Linked DNA regions of Mus musculus: region 1 is linked to region 2. Evidence: chromatin loops called from intact Hi-C (ENCODE). Cell type or tissue: left cerebral cortex. All regions are shown on one strand. Links, peaks and the distances in the headings refer to the core of each region. The heading gives the core; the rest is flanking DNA. Region 1 has its middle 21 kb from the start of 1300002E11Rik. Region 2 overlaps Vps8 (VPS8 CORVET complex subunit).

Region 1 (10,724 bases), core at 1,453-9,452, 330 kb after region 2:
CACACTGACAATGGGCAGGTTGTACATTGGAGTCTTTGAAAGTTATCTTGCTCAGATACGACTGCACTGGAGTCACGAATCTTGTTCTGTGGAACCCTAAAAGCCTGTTTGCCTAGAAGGAAGCTTGACATTGCTATTCTAGAAAAAAACCTGACAATGGGCCTGCTCATTGTCAACAGCTTGCTCACTCAGAGGTGGCAGTCACCAGAACCAGCCACTGCTGATGTTAATGTCTAAACATTCCCAGAGTTGATGCAAACTTGGTGACTGGATAGTTTTGAAAGTCATTTGTCAAAGATATTAGCCAGCATGTGGATCACTCCAGGTCCTCCTGTTCCAGCCACGAGGAAAGCAAGAGTACAGGAGTTGTGCCTGCCTGCTGCCTGCCTGCCTGCCTGCTTGCCTGCTTGCCTGCCTGCCTGCCTGCCTGCTTGCCTGCTTGCCTGCCTGCCTGCCTGCCTGCCTGCCTGCCTGCCTGCCTGCCTGCCTGCCTGCCTGCTGCCTGCCTGCTGCCTGCCTGCCTGCCTGCCTGCCTGCTGCTTGCCTGCTTGCCTGCTTGCCTGCTTGCCTGCTTGCCTGCCTGCCTGCTTGCCTGCCTGCCTGCCTGCCTGCCTGCTGCTTGCCTGCTTGCCTGCTTGCCTGCTTGCCTGCTTGCCTGCCTGCCTGCCTGCCTGCCTGCCTGCCTGCCTGCCTGCCTGCCTGCCGCCTGCCTGCCTGCCTGCTTGCCTGCCTGCTTGCCTGCCTGCCTGCCTGCCTGCTGCTTGCCTGCCTTTCGAGGAGGGTCCTTGGCAACTTATGTGTAGGTTCATACATGTTAGAAAGCAAACTGGGAAGGAGGATGAGAGAAAGAAGTAAATTGGGTCTCCAGAACTCTTTCACTAATTCAGATTCAGAACGATCTTGTGAGTGTAGAGCTCCACAGGCCATCACTTGTGCAGCACATGTCTGTCTGTCCACCGTAAGTGCACTTTCCCAATACTCCTTTGTCCTTTTTGCCATTTTCAGCTGAGTGTGATAAGGGTGGGAGCCAGAGATAGTGAGGGACAAAGAGAATTGCAGACTATATTTCCTAGACAATGCTGGTGTTTCTAGGAAAAGACGGTACTGTTTAGCTGAGTGGTATTGATGTGCAATGTGTTGTGATGTTTTCTTTTTTACCTTGCACTTTCCTGTCTTTGACATGGAGATAATTGAACCTTTTGACATCAGGTTTTCTGTACTGCGTCATTTTTCAGACTTGAAAGAGAACTGAGAACAGGGTTTTTAGAGTAATGAGAGAAGAAATAGGGAAATGTCCATAGTCCAAGGTTATAACCCGTCTCAGGGAACAGACATAAGTTGGTAAGATGTGAACATCATAAAATTATTAAATCATTGAAATGATTATCACACATAAGGAAACTTGGCCAAAAGCAAAATCAATACGGTATGTTGCCAATAGTCTGTAGGAAACAGTTTTAAAAGGTGTTAGTTGAGATTATCCAACTATTTGACAACTTTCTATTCAGTGTTTCAAGAGATGAAATCATTTGATTTTGATATTTGATGACTAATAAGAGAGCCTGAGGCTGGGAAGATGTACCCGTATAAGAATGACACAAAGAATATCATATCTTCTAGCATCAATACTGCAGAAGCAGATCTTATTTCCAGGAAAAGTTTTGAGCTAGCAGAACGAGAATACCTTGCAGTGGATTTGCTGACATAAGTTTTGACATATGGTAAGGACAAGAATATGCCAAAACTTTTAACTCAGTGTCTTCCCAATGATGTTAACTCAGAACAGCCGGCAGAATAAATGGATCTTAGTGATAGGTCACTAGCCTAGAATGGCTCTATAGTGATAGGATGCTAGCCTAGAATGGCTCTGTAGTGCTAGGATACTAGCCTAGAATGGCTCTGTAGTGCTAGGATACTAGCCTAGAATGGCTCTGTAGTGATAGGTCACTAGCCTAGAACAGCTCTGTAGTGATAGGATGCTAGCCTAGAATGGCTCTGTAGTGATAGGATGCTAGCCTAGAACAACAGCTCTGTATTGATAGGAACTTTGCAAAATGCTTCTCTCTCTCTCTCTCTCTCTCTCTCTCTCTCTCTTTTGTGAAAATTATATCGTTTCCCCAAACAAGTGTAGCTAAAACTTTCTTTTTGCTCATACAATCTATTAATAATCTTTAGACTACTATTTTAAGAAATGTTCTAGATTAAGAGCCTTTGAAATGGGTGAACAGGTAAAGGTCCCTGCTGCCAAATTTATCCGGAGTCTGATACCTGGGACCCACACAGCGAGTGCATCAACTTCTGCACATTGTCCTGTGACCTCCACGTGCGTTCTGTGGCGTGTTCACACATACAAAGTAAATACATGTTAAAATGTCCTAGATAACAGGCAGTGGTGGCGCACGCCTTTAATCCCAGCACTTGGGAGGCAGAGGCAGAGCCTGGTCTACAGCATGAGTTCCAGGACAGCCAGGGCTACACAGAGAAACCCTGTCTCAAAAAACTGAAAAAAAAAATGTTCTAGATAAAAGATACGTGTGTCTATATATGACAGCTGACAGGTGTATTTGATATACTTTAAAACCAAATAATATGTTTTTGCTCAATATCTATTCTTAATGAACATAGATCCTAAAACATTAAGAACTATTTCAGGTTTGCTGAGAATGTACTGAATTGGGTGTGTGGCCACTAAGTAATGTGTACAGACCTGACCTGTCAGCCATTGCCCCTCCTTCGTGGCCTTCAGGATCTCTTAGCTTTGGTTCTCCTCCACTTATCCATTCTAGTGTCTGTTGCCCCCTTCTTAACTCCTTGACCTCAGTATGTTGGGGTACCCTAGAACTCAATCCTTGTGTGTTCTTCTCTCTTTGTCTTCTGTCTCCATCTCTCAAAAATTTATAATCCTTTCTCTTCAATTTGATGGCTCTATAATTCTGACTTGTCTTCAGCCTGCACCTCTCCCTAGGCTTGTGTGTGCGACTGCACAGCAGACACTAGTGTGAACAGTCAGAGGAGAAAGGTCAGACAAACAACACCAGCTGAAGGACATATCTAGGAAGGTCAGTGATGAGATCAATTCTGCACACTCTCTGTCTAACGTGCATCTCAAACTTTTAACCCACTCAAACTCCTGATCTTTGCTCCTGTCAAAATTCTCTTGTTTCCCCAGCTCACTAGCATACAATTCCGGGCTTTCCAGTTCTCCAGCCTGGAGTTACCCTTGCAACCTAATGCCTTAGATTGTCCCATGGAGTCAACTCTGAGTGCATCAGCCTCCACGCATCTCCCTAGGCAACTGCATGTCCTGCTGAACGAAAGCCATGATGTCACTCCCTGGAATGGGGGTGGGGTGTCCCCTTTACCTCTTCAATGCGACTTCTTCTCTGTCCTGATTCACTTGCTTCTGCTGCTGTCCCTGCTTTGTGTTTGGAGAGACCCCTTTGGTGTTGTTTCCTGTTCTTGGGATGTCCCTCCCTCATTCCACATGCCACTTCCTTTACTCTTTCAGGCCTTGACTCAAGTCACTTTCTTAGTGAAGTCTAGGTTAGCCTACTGTATAACCCCTTAGCCTCCCTTCCCCCACCGTGTGTAGGCTTTATCTAGGAAGGTTCTGCTTGCTATAGCGCTTTTGGGTTCATCTTTCCGGTGCCTCTGGTCTATAAAGCTTCTGCAGGGAAATCCACTGACCATGTTTAGGAGCTCTTGTGTATGTGACAGATTGATTTTCTCTTGACACAAGTTTTTCTTTGACTTTTGACAGTTCAGTTATATTTCTTTCTGTGGACTTCTTTGGGCTCATTAGTCAGAACACTTTGACCTCATTAAATTTAGATATGCAGGGGCGGCGAGATAGCTCAGTGGGTAAAGGTTCTGGCTGCAAAGCCTTATAACGCAATCAGTCCCCAGAACCTAGGTGGAGGAGAGTTGTTCTGTAATATTGTCACATGTGTATCATAGCACATACATACCTCTTCATACGCGGTAAATAGAGAGGTAATGAGGATGTAGAGGCCTGCTTCCCTTCACTCAGTCAGCAGGACTGGGGACGTGAGCGATGTCTGCCACCTTACACTGTCCCTCTCTTACACTGTAACTCTGTGTGTGTTGGCCATCTTAACAGTGTCTCAGGCCCTCGACTGTCACGTTTCCTTCTGTCCCTTCTACTTCATGATCTTAAATCGTCTGTCTTCGAGTTTACTGAGTTATTTGATCAAATGTAATGTTGAAAACCCATTGAGTTTTTCAGCTCAGTTACTGAGTTCTCCAGTTGTGTATTTTTTTCCTTTGGTTCTTTTATGTGATTTCTGACACCCTGTTGGTATTCTCTTGTTCCTGTATTACTTCTGTGATTTCACTGGCTATTTGTGTTGTGTCTTACAGTGCCTTCAGTTTCTTTAATACAATTTCTTTCTGTTCTTTCTCTGAATTCTTCAGCTTTGGTGTATACCCGGATTGTTTGTTTCGTTGTTAGTTTTGGTTTGCACAAAGTCTTACTCTGTAGACCAGGCTGGCTTCGTGCTTATGGCAGTCCTGCCTGAGCTTGCCCACTTGTTGAGTTTACACAAGGGAGCTGCCATGTCTGGGTAGGTTTCATTTCTGTGCTTCCTGTGACAGTTCCTCGTATTTGTTTCCTGTTAGACGTACCAAGAGAATAGACCTGCAGCCTCTTCTCCCAGTCATTTACGGACTAGATTCATACAGAGTGGATATTCACCCATCAGCCGAGATAGTTGAACCTCTCAAGTCTTTTATGGGTGCGTGGTCTCTGGACTGTGGGTTTATGTAATTCCATAATTGGAACACTTTTCCAGGAACTTGTAAGGGCTTCTTCCTCCCTCTGGTGTCTATTCTTGGTACTGCATACTCAGCACTATCCAGGCATCCAAAAATCCCACATTATCTCAGCACTTCCAAGTCAGGCTTGATAGAAACAGTCACTTAAAGCTTCTGAAAAGACGGGAAGTTAGACATACTTTCTTCTTTTCCCTTCTCCCCACAAGGAAGAAACTATGTATTTTACATTTCCAGCCGTGCTGGGAAGTGTACACTCAGCTACATGTCAGGTGCCTGGCTGCCTGTGGAGCTCTATGGCATCCAAATATGCAGTCCTACAAGAAAGTGAGCCCTTCAGATGTGTGTTACACTATAAATTGGGTATGACTCAGGTGAGCATAGCTGGGCTGGCCCTGGAAAAGGACACGTATCAGGGGAAATAAAATGCTTTTTACATCCGTGTGAAAGTGTCTGCGGTCTCAGCTCATAGAGACCAGCATCATATATTTCAGATACAGCTGCCAGCTCCAGATTGCTCAGCCGAGCAGCTGCAGCTTGTCATTGCCACAGATCCCTCCTCGGATCCATTAGGTTTGCTAGGGTTCACACAGAACCAGGAACTTACCTATGGATGGCTGACCGTAAAGGGAATTAGCAGGAAACGATGGAGAGGGACAGAGCAGGGCACGTGAGATGGGTGAGGGCTCTGCTCTCCAGGAATGGCCGTGGCTGAGCTGCCAGATGCTCCTTTGGGCTTTTGTGAGCGCTTCATTACCCAGCTGATTAACTGCCATGTTGCTTTATTTAACTCTTAGGTCCCCGTGTCCACCCAGCATCTGATGCTGCCCCTCAGTCTTGGTGGTGCTGGGCTCCCATTGGGTTTCCTAAGGTTACCAGCCATTGGCCAGCTCACTGACATAAAATATGTCTACCGCTGAAGACTGCAAGGATTTTAGGAAACAATTACACATTTTGAATTTCAAATTTTATTTTATTTTTAACCAAGAAGCTGAGAATAGGTGAGTAGACATAGAGATAAAAAACCTTGGAGAGAAGATGATTTGATTACCTATTTTTTTTCTTCTCTGTCCCAATTATTCCTTTGTTAATCTTACCTTTATTTGAAAGATCAGAGTTGCCTGTGCTTGTGGAGTTAGTACCCCATCCATTGTTCGTCAGTAAACTGGAGGCAGTAGGACCACTGAGAACCTGAGCAAGAAAGACAGCTGGTCGTCAAGACAGCCAGCAGTTAGTGCGATGTCATGCCTGACAAAGCACAGTCACAGTTAAGAGTCTGGACACTTCATTCCATGACATAGAACACATATTCTGAGGATCTGAGCACAAGTTTTAGAGACAGAAAAGGACTGGAAGAAAGAATTGACAAGTTAGCCGGGCAGTGGTGGAGCACACATTTAATCCCAGCACTTAGGAGGCAGAGGCAGGCAAATTTCTGAGTTCAAGGCCAGCCTGGCCTGCAGAGTTCCAAGACAGCCAGGGCTGCACAGAGAAACCCTGTCTCAAGGGAAAGAAAAGAAAGTAGCAGGGGATAGAGAAATAGCTCAGCAGTTAAGGGGATTATCTGCTTTTCCCGAGGTCCAGAGTTCAATTCCCAGTACTCACATGGTGGCTCACAACCATCTATAACGTGATCGGATGCCCTCTTCTGGCATGCAGGGGTACATGCAGATAGAATACTCATTCATAAAATAAATCTTGAAGGAAGAAGGTGGGTCATTTCCTTGAAAGAAGGGACAGGAGATGGAAGATCAGAAACATTCCTGTTTATATCAGGATCCCTCTTCCCGGGAGCCGCAGGGACCGATAGAGGAAGCTGTAATCCTACGGTTATAGCTGACCTACTTGGGGAAGTTTGGCTCACAAATCCTGATTCTTCAGGTCAGAGAAATGGCTCCGTTTCAAACTTTGCTGGGTTGAAATGGATGACACCATTTCAATTTTTAGCCTTGCATGTTGGATCCCAATAGCGGAGCTTAGCCCCTAAACAACAGCATTCAGTAATTTCTGTTTAATATGCCAGTACTTCAAAAAACGCATGGTAAGACAGGAGGTATGACTCAGCTGGTAGAGTACCTGCCTAAGCATAAGACCCTGGAACCCATATTCCTGGCTCCTCCTGCACTCGGGGCTGAAGTACAGCTGTCATTCATCCTGGCTCTCAGGAGGCAGAGGCAAGAGGATTAGGAGCTGAAGGGCATTACCACCTACAGAGGGAGTTCAAGCCCAGGCTAGACCATGTGAGACCCTGCCTCAAAACAAAGGGTTGGAGAGGTGTGGAATAGTTTAAGAGTACTTGCTGCTCTTGCATACGGTCTAGGTTTGGTTCCCGGGACCCACATGGAACTCACAATCATTCGCAACTCTAGTTCCTGGGGATCTGATGCCTGGTTTTTGGCTGCATAGGCACCAGGTTTGCACATATATACATATCTTAGGGTTTCTGTTGCTGTGAGGGGACACCTTGACACAGCAACTCTTACAAAGGAAAGCATTTAATTGGGGGGCTGGCTTATATAGTCCAGAGGTTTAGTCTATGTCACCATGGTATGCAGATAGACATGGCGCTGAGACAGTAGCTGAGATTTCTACATCTGGATTCTAAGGAAGCAGGAAGAGACTGACACTGGGCCTGGCTTGAGCATTTGAAATATCAAAGCCCACTGCACTGACACACTTCCTTAAACAAAGCCACAACACCTAATGGTGCCACTCCCTATGAGTCTGTGGGGGTCCATTTCATTCAGACCATCATAATACATGCAAGCAAAATACTCGTAAAATCTGAAAAATAACTATATTTAAATAAAAATATTCTTTAGCAGTTAAACTATCTCTCTACCTCCCTTTAAAATGTACAAAATTTAAAAACTATTATAAAACTTATGTCCCCTGCAATAGAAGATGTCAGCCACTATTGAGATATTCTAGAACAAGTTATCCTTAAGCTCAGTATCGCTGTCTGCTGAGTGTGCTTTCATCTCAGTTTCTAACATTAATAAAAAGTTCTGTAGAAACTCGGACTGTGAAATGTTACTCCCCCACCCCCACCCCCACCCCAAAACAGTGTTTGAAAGAAAAGTTTCTGGGCTACAGTTCCGTGTAATGTTTACTGTGTTTTCAACTTCTGAAAATGAGAGGGGGTGTGGCTAGCCGGTGGGTGTGGCTAGCCGGTGGTGTGGCTAGCCGGTGGGTGTGGCTAGCCGGTGGGTGTGGCGAGGGGGTTGTCGTCTGCACCTTTTGTGTTGAGTTTCATCTCATGATTGGCTCACAGTGCAAAGAACAGGACCACCTCACCTCACGGTGCCTTTTCTACAAAGATAGATGTTTTAGGAGTTCTCAAATAAAAACAATGAAGGCTTCATATTATCTAGGTTTTTAGGTGATTACACTGAAGTAACAGAATTCAGATATGGATTCAAATTCTCACTTCAGAATGGTGTATTCTGTATTTGAAAACAGGCCTGTTAGTGATAGGTTGAAGCCGTGCATTTGAATGTACTATAAGTACATAATGTGAAATATAATGAAATTTAATACTTTGTTTTAATACTTTGTTTAGTGACCTAAGAGAGAAAGAGCTTTTCGTTTTGTATAAAACATATTGATTCATCTGTAGTCGTAACTACCAGGTTCAAGGTGCAGGGACAGATACCACTTGGCATACCGTTCTAGTGTGTCATGTGAGCGTAGTTTCGATTTGGAAGTTCAGTAGGTACTCCCAGCTGACAGGGGAATTCCAGCAAGGTCATTCAACCGTTCAAACCTTAAAGGCGAACACAATTGGGAAAAGCTGCCTCTGTGTAAACATTAACCCCTCTGGTTTCAAGTGGCTCCTTTTATCCTGTTTGGTTTAATATAAAAGGGAGACCTGGAACTCGATATCTTTATACTTAGATTAAAAATAAGTTTAAGGAACTTGGAAGCATATTCTTCCATGATTTATTATTTCTTTTAAACTTAGAAGAAAAAAAAAGCTGCTCTCCCCAGCTAGCTATGGGAGGGTTGTTGTTGTTGTTGTTGTTTTTAACCACTGTGTGTGCACATGTGTGTGTGTTGGGGGGTGGGGTGGGCTTGGGGCTTAGCTTGCATGCGGCGGAAAGATCCTTAGCATGCATGTCGATCCTCATCCAGCTCACGGGTTCCGAAGCTTGGATCTCTGGCTGCAGGCTTGTGGCCAGCACCTTCATCCTTCCTAGCTCTACTGAGCAGAAGTTCTTAAAATATTTTCAGTATGTTTTTCTCAGTACATCTATCAGTCTAAATGAACCAATTCTTCTTGAAACATTATAAAGCTGCCCTTAACTGACATTAGGAAACAAACGGTGCTGGGTGCAAATCATGGCTTGCAGCATTTCTCAACCTCTGGGTCTCGACTGCACAGGGTCTCAGATCAGACATTCTACAGACTCTTGCTGCTTCAGTGGGGGGGGGGGGGGTTCATTTGCTGTCGAAAGACAAGCTTTTAAAAAGTAGTAAATATTTATATTTATGAAATAGCTCCAGCATGAGTATGTGCATCCCTGCAACGGGTCTTGATGAGCCCCGTTCCCACTAAATCCTCCTGTGCGCTCGCTCATCCCTGATCCACAGAGGAAAGCCAAGAGCTGGGGTCTGTGATAACTGTTGTCACTTCTCCAGGGGATCTGCACATGCCTGTATATCCTAATCCAAATGCTGCCTAGCTTTCAAGTGCTTCCTTTAAACCTCATGAAAATGAAATCAAATTGTCTGCACTTTTTCCTAGAACATACTTTAAGAAATGGTAAGTTGGGATCGCCGAGTCAATATTACAGTTACTGCCGCTTGCTCATTAGTTCCCATTGCTGGATGTTGCATTAAGTGACCTAGAATTTAGTAGCAGAGTCTACTGGTATATGCAGGTAGATATATACATACATAGCTATTTCCAACCATACATAAACAAAGATTAAACTGAGTCTTTACTAGGTGAGAACATTGCCTCGTCTGTCTATGTCTGATACTGTTTTTCATGTCACCACACACACAGAGTAATAGATAATGTTTGTGCAGTGCAGTAGGCTAAACGAGGGAATCTGAGTTCCTGCTTTGGAGCTTTCACGACGAAGAGCTGAGCTTCACATCTGGGCACATTATTGCATACTGCATCTTATCACACTGGTTGGTCAACTGCTGGGACTTGTGTGTGTGAGTTCAACTTTAGATAGAGGTTCACGCTTCTATCCTGCCACCAAACTCCTTAGTGGGATTAGTTATTAGTTGCTGTAACCTTGTATTTTCTCTGAATATATATTTAAAATAAGAAAGGAATGACTAAGAATTCTATCATTCTCACGATTATGGAGATCAAAGTTGAAAAATGAAAATAATTTATTAATCTGCCATACCAATTCAGATTGCTCTCAAAAAGCATGATAATGTCATTAAAACAAAACAACCCATTACATCAGAGAGCTGTAGGCAGGAGGCACTGTCAAGGAGTCTGAGCAGAGTTGCTGTTCACTGTGAGCCACACCCTGGGCCAAGTGACTTATGGAAGCCCCACGCTGTCCCTCAAGCTTGGTGTTATTTTCACCTGTTGTTTCTTAGCCTCAAAAGGTAGTCCCAGATGGTGTACAAAACGAACAAGAGCTGCTGGCATGGTGCATATAAACTTAATCCAGTACTTACAGGCAAAGGCAGGTGGATTTTTGTTGAGTTCAAGGCCAGCCTGGTCTGCCTGAAGAGTTTCAGGCCCGCCGGAGCTACATGGTGAGAACTCGTTTTAAAACAAAAACCACAACAACCAAAAAGGAAATAACTTGCCTGATTGATTTTTCGTCTATAAGCACAGATACTTAGGAAGCTGTGGTTGGACTATCCTCAACACTGTCCTTCTGATGAGTAGGCAGCAGTGGTCTCCTTCAGGCTGACATTACCATCAACAATGATAACTGGATCACTCAGTAAGC
Region 2 (10,724 bases), core at 1,370-9,369:
GCCTACTAAAGCACTAAGGAGTTCAAGCAGTCCATCAAACAACTAACCATCCAGGCAAACCAACCAGTGATGATTGACAGAGATTCCCTGAACAGATAGATCTGCATGTGAAAAGTGTGTGCCTTTCATTTTCATTGAATTCTTACCGTTCCACGAAATGTAGACATAATGTTTTGTCGTCTTTGTATCTGAGGAAGCTCAGAGGCTAAGTTACTTTCCAAGATAGTACTGCTGCTAAAGTGGTAAAGCCCAGACTCAGATCTGAGTGTTCCGGACTTCAGAGCCCAGCTCTTAACAGCCATGTAGTGCTGTGTCCAGAGCAGACAGATGACAGTGCGCCACTGAGTGGGACTGAGTTAAGTGGCTAATCATGGTGATAACCACATGGCTGGCTAGGTACCCAGCAGTGTCCTGGCCTGGTAGGCACCAAGACTTGGGTCTGAGCTGCAGTATTATGTAGGAGACAGCACACACTTAAAAAGCACATAGGAGGCGGAGGCAGGAGGATGGATCAGAAATTCAAGTCATCTTTGCCTGTGCTCAAAATTTAAAATAAATAATTCTAGTAAACACCTAATCTTTTGGTTTCTAAACATCTAATGACAGACTCTATTACAAACCTTTTGCCTTAATCTATTTAGTGTTATGAAAAAAATCTAAAGCTAGTTACTTTATAGGCAAAAATAGATCCATTCAGCTCACCTTTTTTGCAATTTGAGAGTGTAGCACTGGTATCTGGTCAGTCACCTTAGGTGGGGGCTTTGAGGAAAACGGCACTGTCATGTCAGAAGGGTATGTGTGAGTGTTGGGTAGTGCATACCCAACAGTACTCCAAAGGTTCTGGGCTCATTTTAGCAGTTTGCTCTCATGGACTCCTATGAGGAAAACATTTTCTTTTCTTAGAGACATAATTAACTTTCCACCAGACTACAGCTCCTGAAAGTTCAACCATCATTAAGCATCCCCACCCCAGGGACCAGGCTTTGAGCGGGCAGAGTCGTGTTTAGGCAGTGCATGGTTGCTGCATATCACCCATGTAATTCTTAGCAGAACTCTCTAAGGCAGGCGCTGTTACTGCTCCCCGTTATACATGGCATGCAGGCACAGAGAGACGAGGTAAGTCGCTTAGGGCACATAACAAGGAAGTTAGTGACTGAATGTAAACATTTGGACTTCAGGGTTTCCATCTGCAGTTCTTCACTGTGTAGTTGAACAAGACTTCTTTTCGTGTGAACATAGTTCAAAAAGTCCAGATAAACGTTACGTGTTAGAGAAATTAACGCCAGAGCCCAGTGTGTGTGACGTGTGTAGCTACAATATAATTGTTCACATCTTGAAGACCCCAGGTGTTGTGGAACATCCCCAGTCACAGCATTTGCACACAAACATATTTTTGGTGGCTTGTTATTCATTCTCTCTTAATGTACTTTCATATTTTTAAGTTTTTTCTGTATGATCAGTTTATTACCAGGGCGGAGTAGGCACTTTTCAGTAAATGTTTTGCCGTAGTACTATTTATATATAGAAGCGGCACTGATACTCTTCTATCCACTGAAAGAGCACTCTAAAACCAGACACAGAAAGCCAGTTTTGTATAGGTTATATCCTCCTTTTCTACCAGTCTGTAATGTCAGGCTCCTGTGATTAATCTTTGCATATATGTATATGTGCATATAGTGTGTGTGTATGTGTGTGTCTGTGTGTGTGTGTGTGTGTGTGTGTGTGTGTGTGTGTGCGCGCATGCATACCTTCATACCCAAGTTTTGTTTTTTGTCTTTTTTTTTTTTTTTTTTTTTTTTTTTTCAAAACAGGGTTTCTCTGTGTAGTTCTGGCTGTCCTGGAACTCACTTTGTAGACCAGGCTGGCCTCGAACTCAGAAATCTGCCTGCCTCTGCCTCTGCTGCGTTTAAAGGCATGTGCCACCACCGCCGGCTCATACCCAAGTTTTTATCAGTGACATAAGTAAAGTTAGTTTATTGACAAGCCTGTCAGGGCTAGGTAGCAGCAAGAGTCAAAATTGAAAATGATCTTGATAAGAAAATCCCATTTAATTGTGTATAAACCTGACAAGATTAAACATTAGATTCAAATTTGTTTACTAGATTTGAAAGGTGTAGCTAGGTAGGAGTTAGAAATATCTTTAGTCCTAGTGTACTGACCCCCAGTACTCTCCTAACACCCTCCTGCGCCTGTCTTGTGAGCAGCTCTCCTCCCACTGTCATGTGACTTGCCAGCTTTAAGTGGGGCTGCGCCTGTGTGCATAGGTTGGGGCTGTTTACTGGAAGGAATGCCCCTCCCCTGCAACAGTAACAGCAGGGTGTCAGCCCTCATCCCCAAGGGCTCAGTCTGTTCAGGCCCACGAGCAGAGGCCCTGGTAGGGCCCATGACCTCTTGAGGCATGGGCTCTTGACCAGGATCACAGTACGAGAAATGAATTTCCTCCTCTGGAGCAGGCCTGAAATACGACCAGGAAGTGATTGGTTAACCCCTTACCAGTCCCACACTGTTGTACCAAGGGCACATCCTGAATAAGGCTAAAGTCCCCGCTGGCTCTCCTTGGAGCTGATGGCAGGTCCATTTAGAGCTGGGCACTCAGCATCACTCGCTCTCAGCACTTGGACCAGCTGTGAGTCTGCATTAACTCCCACCCACTGCAAAGAGAAGCCTGTCTGACCAAGGCTGAGATGCAAGCGGCACGTGAGGTGGACCGGCAGGAGAAGATGTTGGATTGTGATGAGACACTTTATATAACTCCAACTTGCAGGTGACTGAGACCCAAGGATATTCAGTTCAAGACTATCTCTTGCTGCACAGTGATTTTGAGTCCAGTCTGGCTTCCTAGCAGGGAGAAAGGGAAGAGAGGGAAGGAGAAGAGGGAGCAAGATGGTGCATTTCAGTTTGAAGTGAAGTGCTGTTGAGGAGATAGCTCTTGGATTTATGCCTTTCTTTTGTTTGTCCTACTCAAATGAAGGGAGGATGGCTTCTGAACAGGAGGGGCATTTCGTAAGTTTTTATTATTATATGTTAATTTTATTCTGCTATTTCCATACATGCATGTGTATGTAATGTTTTGATTATACCCCTGTTGCCCTCTCTTCTCTCCCTTTCCTTTCTTCTTCCCACCCCATCCACTTCTACGTGTGTGTCTAGTCTCCTGTCTTTTCTTTCTTGCAAATCCTTTCCCTCAGCAGTGAGTAAACTGCCTGTGCACCTGCAAGAAGTGGTGGGACCCTCTCTATGCCTCTCGATGGACCAAATCCAGCGTAGGTCCTATGAAGGCTCCATGACACTCTGACTCTTCCTCTGGCCCTCACATTCGTATGTTTCTTTTTTGCGATGTACCTTGGGGCAGGTGGTGTAGATACCCTCTTAGCTGGTATCTGAGTACTAAGGGTCACCTGTCTCGTTAACCACCGCCTAGTGTCAAAGCTTCTCTCACCAGGCCTAAGAGCAGCAGTGCTTTGGCATCAGCATGGATATGTAGAAGGCAAGTTGAGAGGCACATCATGCCCAGTTGGCAAAACAGTTGTAGCTTCCTCACTAGGACTGGACTTTTGATCAGGCTACCAGAGTGAGTTCCCTCCTGTAGAGCAGGCTTCAACTCCAATCAGAAAAACGCTGGCTATCCCCTTAAGTGGGCACACCTTGACTGGCTTGCACCTGCTGTAACTTGAAAGCCTCACATTAGTGATAGTTCTCCCCCAGCAGCCTACATAGCACCTTCTAGCACTGTGAAATGTCAATAAGTTCAGCTTTGTTTCTTTATGGCCTGAAGCCAAAGCACCTGGTGCCTTGCACAGTTGGGTCTTACCATTGAGTTGCCATGGGCAGTCAACAGCAATGGTCATAGTATTTATTGTTTTGGGAACCAGTGGAGCCTTTCTGACCAACAACTCATAAGGAGGTAGTCCACTCCTAGCATTGAGATTCTGCCCTTCCTTTCTTGCTTCCTGCCTGTGTCTGTGTCTGTAACTGAGTCTGTTTCTGTCTGTGACTGTTTCTGTGTCTGTGTTTGTCTTAGTTCTGTGTGTCTGTCTCTTCCTGTCTGTGTCTGTCTGTGATTGTGACAGTGTCTCTGTCTGTCTGTGACTGTATCTAGTCTGTTTTTCTATGTCTCTGTGTCTATCTGTATCTGTATCTGTCTGTGTGTGTCTCTGTGTCTGTCTGTGTCTCTCATCTGCGACTGTCTGTGACTCTGTCTCTGCTTATGTCTGTCAATGTCTATATTTATCTGTTTGTGTCTATCTGTTTCTGTCTCCGTGTCTCTCTGTCTATGACTGACTGTGTCTGTCAGTGTCTATGTATTTGTCTCTGTCTGTGTGTGCACATGTGTGGCTGTGTGTATGTGGAAGCTGGCGATTGATACTGGGTCTTCCTCTATGGCTCTTCACCTTGTTCTCTCACTCAGTCTGGAGCTCACTGATTTGAGTAGAATAGTTGGGTAGCAATCCCTTGGGCTTCTCCTGCCTGTGCCTCTCCAGTGCTGGGGTTGCATATGTGCTGCCACACCCAGCTTTTACATGGGTGCTGGGCACTGTACCCAGTTCTCATGCTGCATACATACAAGCACTTTACCAGTTTAGCCATCTCCCAAATCCGTGAGACTTCCCTCTGATATCTTTATGTCCTGGGAGTGGCTTTCTCCATCCACACACAGTGCTAAGAACTGTATAAAAAGACTTCCTTTGCTGGGTGGCATAGTTTGGGTTTGTAGTATCTGGGAGGTTTGTTGTACTTTAATCTTTAATACTATTACGTAGGAATCTGAAACAGAAAAGTTAGAAGTACAAGGCTAGCTTGGATCTCTGAGACCTTGCCTTAAGACAAACAAATGTAAAAAATAAAAACAAATTAAAGAAGCTATTATTGGAGGCAGAAGAATGAGCTTTACTGGTTAAAATGTCAGTAGTGCTAATTTGTGTCCTGCCAGCAGGTGGCACCTCGTACCTACTGCCAGCAGCCACACTTTCCTCGTGGAGTCAATAGGTAATGCTATTTAACAGTTATGATGTCCTCTCAGGGCAGCCATTGGAATTTTGAAGGTATTACAGTGAATCTGTGGAATACTTCTGGTAATGTAGTCATTTCCATACAATGAATTCTGCCAACTCAGGAACATAGCGGACGTCCCCATTACCTGGTGTTTTGTTCATCTCCTTCCTCAAGTCGGAACATTCTCATTGTGCAGGCCTTTACCTCCTTGGTTATGGTTTTATCCCTTTTCTTCGTCAATTGTGGACGGGGTAATCTTCCTAATTTCTTTCTTAGCAGATTCAGTATTACTGCATAAGAAAGCTGACCTTGTCTCCTGCCACTGTACTGACCGTGTTGACAGATGGAGCAGTTCTCTGCTAGAGTCCACGGGGTCCTTTAAGGACATCATCTTCCAAGTAGGGATAGTCTTGGCATCTTCCCTTTTGCACCCGTGTTCATCAGGGAAATTGTGTGTTGTGGTTTGTATTTTGCTTGTGTGTGTGATTTGTACGTGTGTCCTTGTTTTGCTGCTGGAAATACCAGCTTCTTAGAATGGCTTTTGTAGTGTTCCTTTCCTTCCCATTTGTGGGACAGTTTCAGAGGCGTTGGTAGATTTTTCCTGCTCAGTTCAGACTGATGCCGCCCAGTCCTGGGCCAGAACCCGGCTCTGGCTGGAGCCTGTGGGAAACTTTTCACTTTGCTTCTGTCCCACAGCTTCTTGGGTCTGTGCGCATTGTTGGTTTCATCTGGCTTTAGTTTGGGCAGGTTGTACACATTCAGAAGTTAACATGCTTCTTCTAGGTGTTTCCACATTTGAGAATATACATTTTAAAAGCATTTCCTAGTAACCTTGTGTATTTCGTTGGTGATAGGTCTCTTCCATCTGTAACTTTATACGTTTGGCCTTGTTTGACTTGTTTTTGCTTGGTTTGGCTTGGGAATTGTGAATCTTGTTAATGTTTTTCAAAGAGGCACTGGTTGATTTTATATAATTACTCTTTACTGTTTCATCCATTTCTGTCCCCATCTTTATTATTTTTTGCTGTCTGTGTATTTGGTTTTAGTGGCTTCTTATTTCTCGAGAACCCTGAGGCAAATCATTTGGTTACCTATTTTGAAATCTCTCTGATTTTTTAATATGAGTGATTAGAATGGTAAGCCTTTCCCTTTGGTTCTTGCGCCACTAGGGCGTGCCACCAGTTTCATCTGGTTCTGGTAATTTTTAAGTTTCCTCTTGGGTTCTGTGGACTACTGTTTTTTTACCAGGGTTTTGTTTGGTCTTTACATGTTTGTGTAGTGTTTGAGGTTTGCTGTTGATTTCTAGGTTCCATTGTGGTCTGATAAGAAACAAGGAATTATTTCAATTAAAAAATATATGTTTAATAACATTTTCTTATTTATTTATGTGTAGGGGAGTGAGTCAGAGGGGGTCTGCATGTATATGTATGCCACAGTGAATGTCAGAAGACCACATAGTGGGTCCCCAGGACTGTGATCTATTTACATTGTTTCCATAAGTATTTACACTCGTTTCATGCATGCCATTTTTCTCTTCTTACCTCTTCTGACTGGTTTTGATTTGCTATCTACCATATCAGATATAGAAATTCCTGAGCCAGCTTGTTTCCAGCGTACTTTTACTTGGTATGTTGCTTCCTGACCGTTGACTCCCCGGTTTTGGCTGTTTTTGCTAGTTACACTGGTTTATTGGAGGCAGCATGTACTGGTTTTCTTTCTTGTGCATATATGTGTGGCACATATGTCTTGTGCATGTGTGGTCATGTGCATGTCTGTGTAAAGGCCCATGGTTGATGTGGGCAGTCCTCCTACTGTCCTATCTTACTCATTTAGCAGGATCTCTCAGTTAAACCTGAAGTTCACTGATAGGGCTAGCTTGACTTCTAATGTCTAATGTACTGAAATTAAAATTGGGCCACGACAGCCATATAGCCATATAGGTTATATATATATATATACATATAAGGATATGAACTCCAGGCCTCACACTTAGTCTGTGTTTTAAGCACCATCTCCCCAGCTCTGGATCTTGTCTGTCCTCCCAACCCCCACATCCAGCCTTTCTCTGGGTCTTGATTGGTTAGTTAAGGCATTTTGTGTATAAGATGGTTGTCCTGAGCCGTGCGGTGGTGGCACATTTAATCCCAGCACTTGGGAGGCAGAGGCAGGTGGATCTCTGAGTTCGAGGCCAGCCTGGTCTACAGAGTGAGTTCCAGGACAGCCAGGGCTATACAGAAAAACCCTGTCTCAAAAAACAAAACAAAACAAAATAAACAAACAAAAAAAGATGGTTGTTCTGGTGGGTTTTGCTATTTGCTATAGTTTTGTTGGAGGTTGTGTCTGGGTGAATTATTGGTAGGTTTTTGTTTTTTTTTTTCCTCATTTGTTTACTGGTTGGGGCCATCTTCACTATGCTCCATTAGCTGTTTCTCTTGTGAAATGCATTCTCTCCTGTGTCCTTGTGGGTGAGACAATTTTCTTCTCCTTCTGTGTAGTGTCCCTTAAGACAGTGCGGGCTCAGTTGTCATGAATTGCCTTAATTTGTTCTGGAAGCAGTCATTTCTCCGTCAGTTTTAAGAGAGAACTTGGCTGCATGTAGCAGTCATGGTTGGCAGTTTCTTTTCAGAGCTTGAAATATGTAGACCTGTTTTCCTGGCTCTCAGTGCTGGTGACAGATCCGATGTTATGCTGGTGTCTTCTCTGTGATGTGGAGTTGTTCCTTACAATGCTAGGCAATGTATTTGTAACATTTTGCCATGGCTAGGTTCTTCGGTGATCAGGTCTTTGGGTTTGGATGTCTTTTTCTAGCTCTGGAAAATCTTCACTATACTTTGATTGAATAAATTGTGTACGCCTTTAGACTTTATCTCATCTCCTTCTACCCCATGACTTCTTAGGTTGTGTCTCTTGTTTGGGTTGTGGTTATTAATTGCCTTTCCTTTTATACATCTCTATGTGCTGCTGTCTTGACGGTGTCCCCTGTGCCTGGAATCCATTCTTGGGCCCGATCACGTCTCTGGTGATGTTTTCTGCCGTTTAGTATAGTTTGGTTTTGTTGTTGTTGAGATATGATCTCACTAGCTCTGGATGGCCTGGAACTTGCTATATAACCTAGGATGGTTTGAATTCATAGAGTCCCTTCCGTCCCTTACTCCTTGGTGCCATGGTTAATATACTTGATATATTGTTTTTGTTTGGTTGTTTTTTTTTTTTTTTTACAATAGCTTTTAATTTTTTTACTCTTTCATATAAATACATATAATTAATATTGATGATACATTGCCCCTTCCCCTCTGTTGTCTCCTTCTACAATCCCCTTTCTTTCTCACATGCCTCTTGTTTGCCTGTTTGTTTATAAATAATCCAAGAGCTTAGTCAGGATTGGTTGCACATGCTTGGATGCAGTGTTTACTGGATTGTGGAGAATTTAGTAGTGGTTATGCCTATGACTGTCCCCTCCTACAGCCATTAACTGCCATAGGGCCTAAGATAAGGGCGGGGCCTCATAATTCTCCCCTGTCCAGTCCACGCTGAAACGTTCACAGTTGGATCTTTGAAAGGTTTTGTGCAGGTTCTGCTGTGTATTTCATTCTTTGATTACACAAATTTCTGTTTGGTTCTTTTTTAGCATCTCAATTTCCATGATAAATTTTTCTTCATGGTCTTAATTTTTATCTCCAAACTAATGAGTTGTCCTCTTTTTTACATATTTATTTTATGTGCATAGGCATTTGTTTTTGCCTGCATGTATATCTGTGCACCACATGCATGAAATGCCCGCAGAGGCCAGAGGAGGGGTCAGACCCCTTAGAGCTGGAGATACAGACAGTCGTGGGCCACCGCATAGGTGTTAGGATTGGGACCCAGGTCCTCTGTGAGGGCAGCCAGTGGTCTTACCTCCTGAGTCACCTCCCCAGTCTAGTTACTTCCTCTTTCATCTGCTTTGGCGTCTTTCTTGCCTAGGTGCTGAATTGATTTTACAGCTTTCTCTCTTAGTCTGAATTGATCTGTCTTATTCGTCTGCTTAGTGCCTGGTGTTTCTGGGTTTTTAAAATTTGTTTTTCAGGCATCTCATCTTTCAGAACTCTGTACCAACTTAAGCATTTTCAAGGTTTGTGAGAACAATGTTCTTCGAGCCGCGTTCAAATTGCTCGTCTCCAGTCTTTATATTGGAGGCCATTTAATTAAAGATCTAGGAAGTATTGTTGTTACCTCTGGCACTGTGGCTAAGTCCGGGACTAGCCTAGAGGCTTTTGCTTTCCCGAATGATGGGTTTATTTCCCTGGCCTTTTCTTTATTTTTAGAATCCTCTGCATCTCCATGTGTCAGTTCAGACCATTTCCCCCTGGTGCTCTTTCAGGCTAGAGATGCAGGTGTTTTTATTTCAGGAAACATTATTGAATTCCCTGGTGGGCTACTTGCTATGCTCCAGCGCCTTCCTTCTTATTTGGGATTCCAGTCATGCATGCATTGATACTCTCCCTTCTTCTCTCAGCTTTCTGCTTCCCTGTGTGCTCTTCCTGCCTCTTCTGTCCTCTGTCCCAGACTCTTTACTCACCACTCCAGCCTCTGCAGCTGGCTCTCACTGTCACTGGAAGACAGACTCCTAAGTAGACATACCAGTGGTTTTTCCAGCCATTGGAATCCAGCAGCATCTTTGGGGACCTCAGTAATTCTCAATGCTATATTTAAACAGCAACAGTAGTGGGCACTACTACTACTACTACTACTACTACTACTTCTTCTTCTCCTCCTCCCTCTCCTCCCTCTTCTCCCTCTTCTCCCTCTCCTCCTTCTCCTTCTTCCTCTTCTTCTTCCTCTTCTCCTTCTCCTCCTTCTTCTTTTTCTAATTTAAAGACTTTATTGGCTGAGTGAAACTGATGAGATATGGATAATGTATCAGTGTTACTTTCTGAGGATTCTCTTTTGTTTGTTTGTTTTTGTTTTTTGAGACAGGGTTTCTCTGTATAGCCCTGGCTGTCCTGGAACTCACTCTGTAGACCAGGCTGGCCTCGAACTCAGAAATCCGCCTGCCTCTGCCTCCCGAGTGCTGGATTAAAGGTGTGGCCACCACGCCCGGCTCTGAGGATTCTTTAGATGATGCTCTCCTTCTCTGTTTTGTATGTAATAGTTTTAAAACAGATTCTGCCTGGTAAGTTTTAGGGTTTAACTACTGGTATTGGCAGTCCCTAGTGGCACTCGTTCATGGTCTGTTATCTCATGAGGTAGGTGTTCAAATGTTTTATTTTGAGCACATCTTTGGGCAGGGCCTTTATTGGTGGGACTTATTCTGCCTTTATTGGTTTGGAATGTGTTTCTTTCACACAGCCCATGTGTACCTTTTCCTAGAATCACTGCTTTCGTTTCTTGGCCTGAGTTAGCACAGGAAGAGAGTGAGTTAACATTCTAAGGAGATAGAGACAGGCCTCTGACATCAGTGTCTTAATGGCAGTCTCAGAGAGTACAGACTTACCCCACCAAGCCAGGCCTCTGCTCATCTTCCTCTGCCGGGTGTTTCCTCCTCTTCAAATGTCCTTTTATGGAAGATGCAGGGTTTTAAGGATCCCAGGTTAGGCTTTTCCTCGGCTATGCTTCTCTCTGTTGCTGTTAGTGTAAGGTCCCAACAACTCATGGCATGGAAACTCAGGCTCTTCTGTGACAGAAGGACAGACATACAATACAGGACCACCCAGGTGGCTTCTATTGCTTTGCTTTGGTTTCAGTCCTCCATT

The links. Hi-C counts contacts between places; a loop is a spot of excess contacts. Peaks named below come from ENCODE experiments on the same cell type or tissue, not always from the same donor. Only the 100,000 strongest peaks of a DNase experiment are listed, where the experiment ranks them.
Region 1: it touches region 2 in a loop (4-fold over the local background); 15 of 42 quality-filtered maps call a loop at or near these places.

The regions. Positions count from the first base shown.
Region 1 is chr16:21,810,334-21,821,057 of GRCm38, forward strand. No RefSeq gene overlaps it. Among named protein-coding and RNA genes, the nearest start is that of 1300002E11Rik, 21 kb to the left of the region's middle. In left cerebral cortex, for the core only: CTCF peaks have their summits at 4,847 (motif pointing left), 5,048 and 6,466 (motif pointing left); a DNase peak (open chromatin) is centred at 4,833; H3K4me3 peaks cover 250 bases; H3K27ac peaks cover 237 bases.
Region 2 is chr16:21,483,651-21,494,374 of GRCm38, forward strand. All of the region lies in intron 20 of Vps8 (VPS8 CORVET complex subunit), which reads left to right. Among named protein-coding and RNA genes, the nearest start is that of Vps8, 66 kb to the left of the region's middle. In left cerebral cortex, for the core only: a CTCF peak has its summit at 4,936 (motif pointing right); DNase peaks (open chromatin) are centred at 4,478 and 4,939.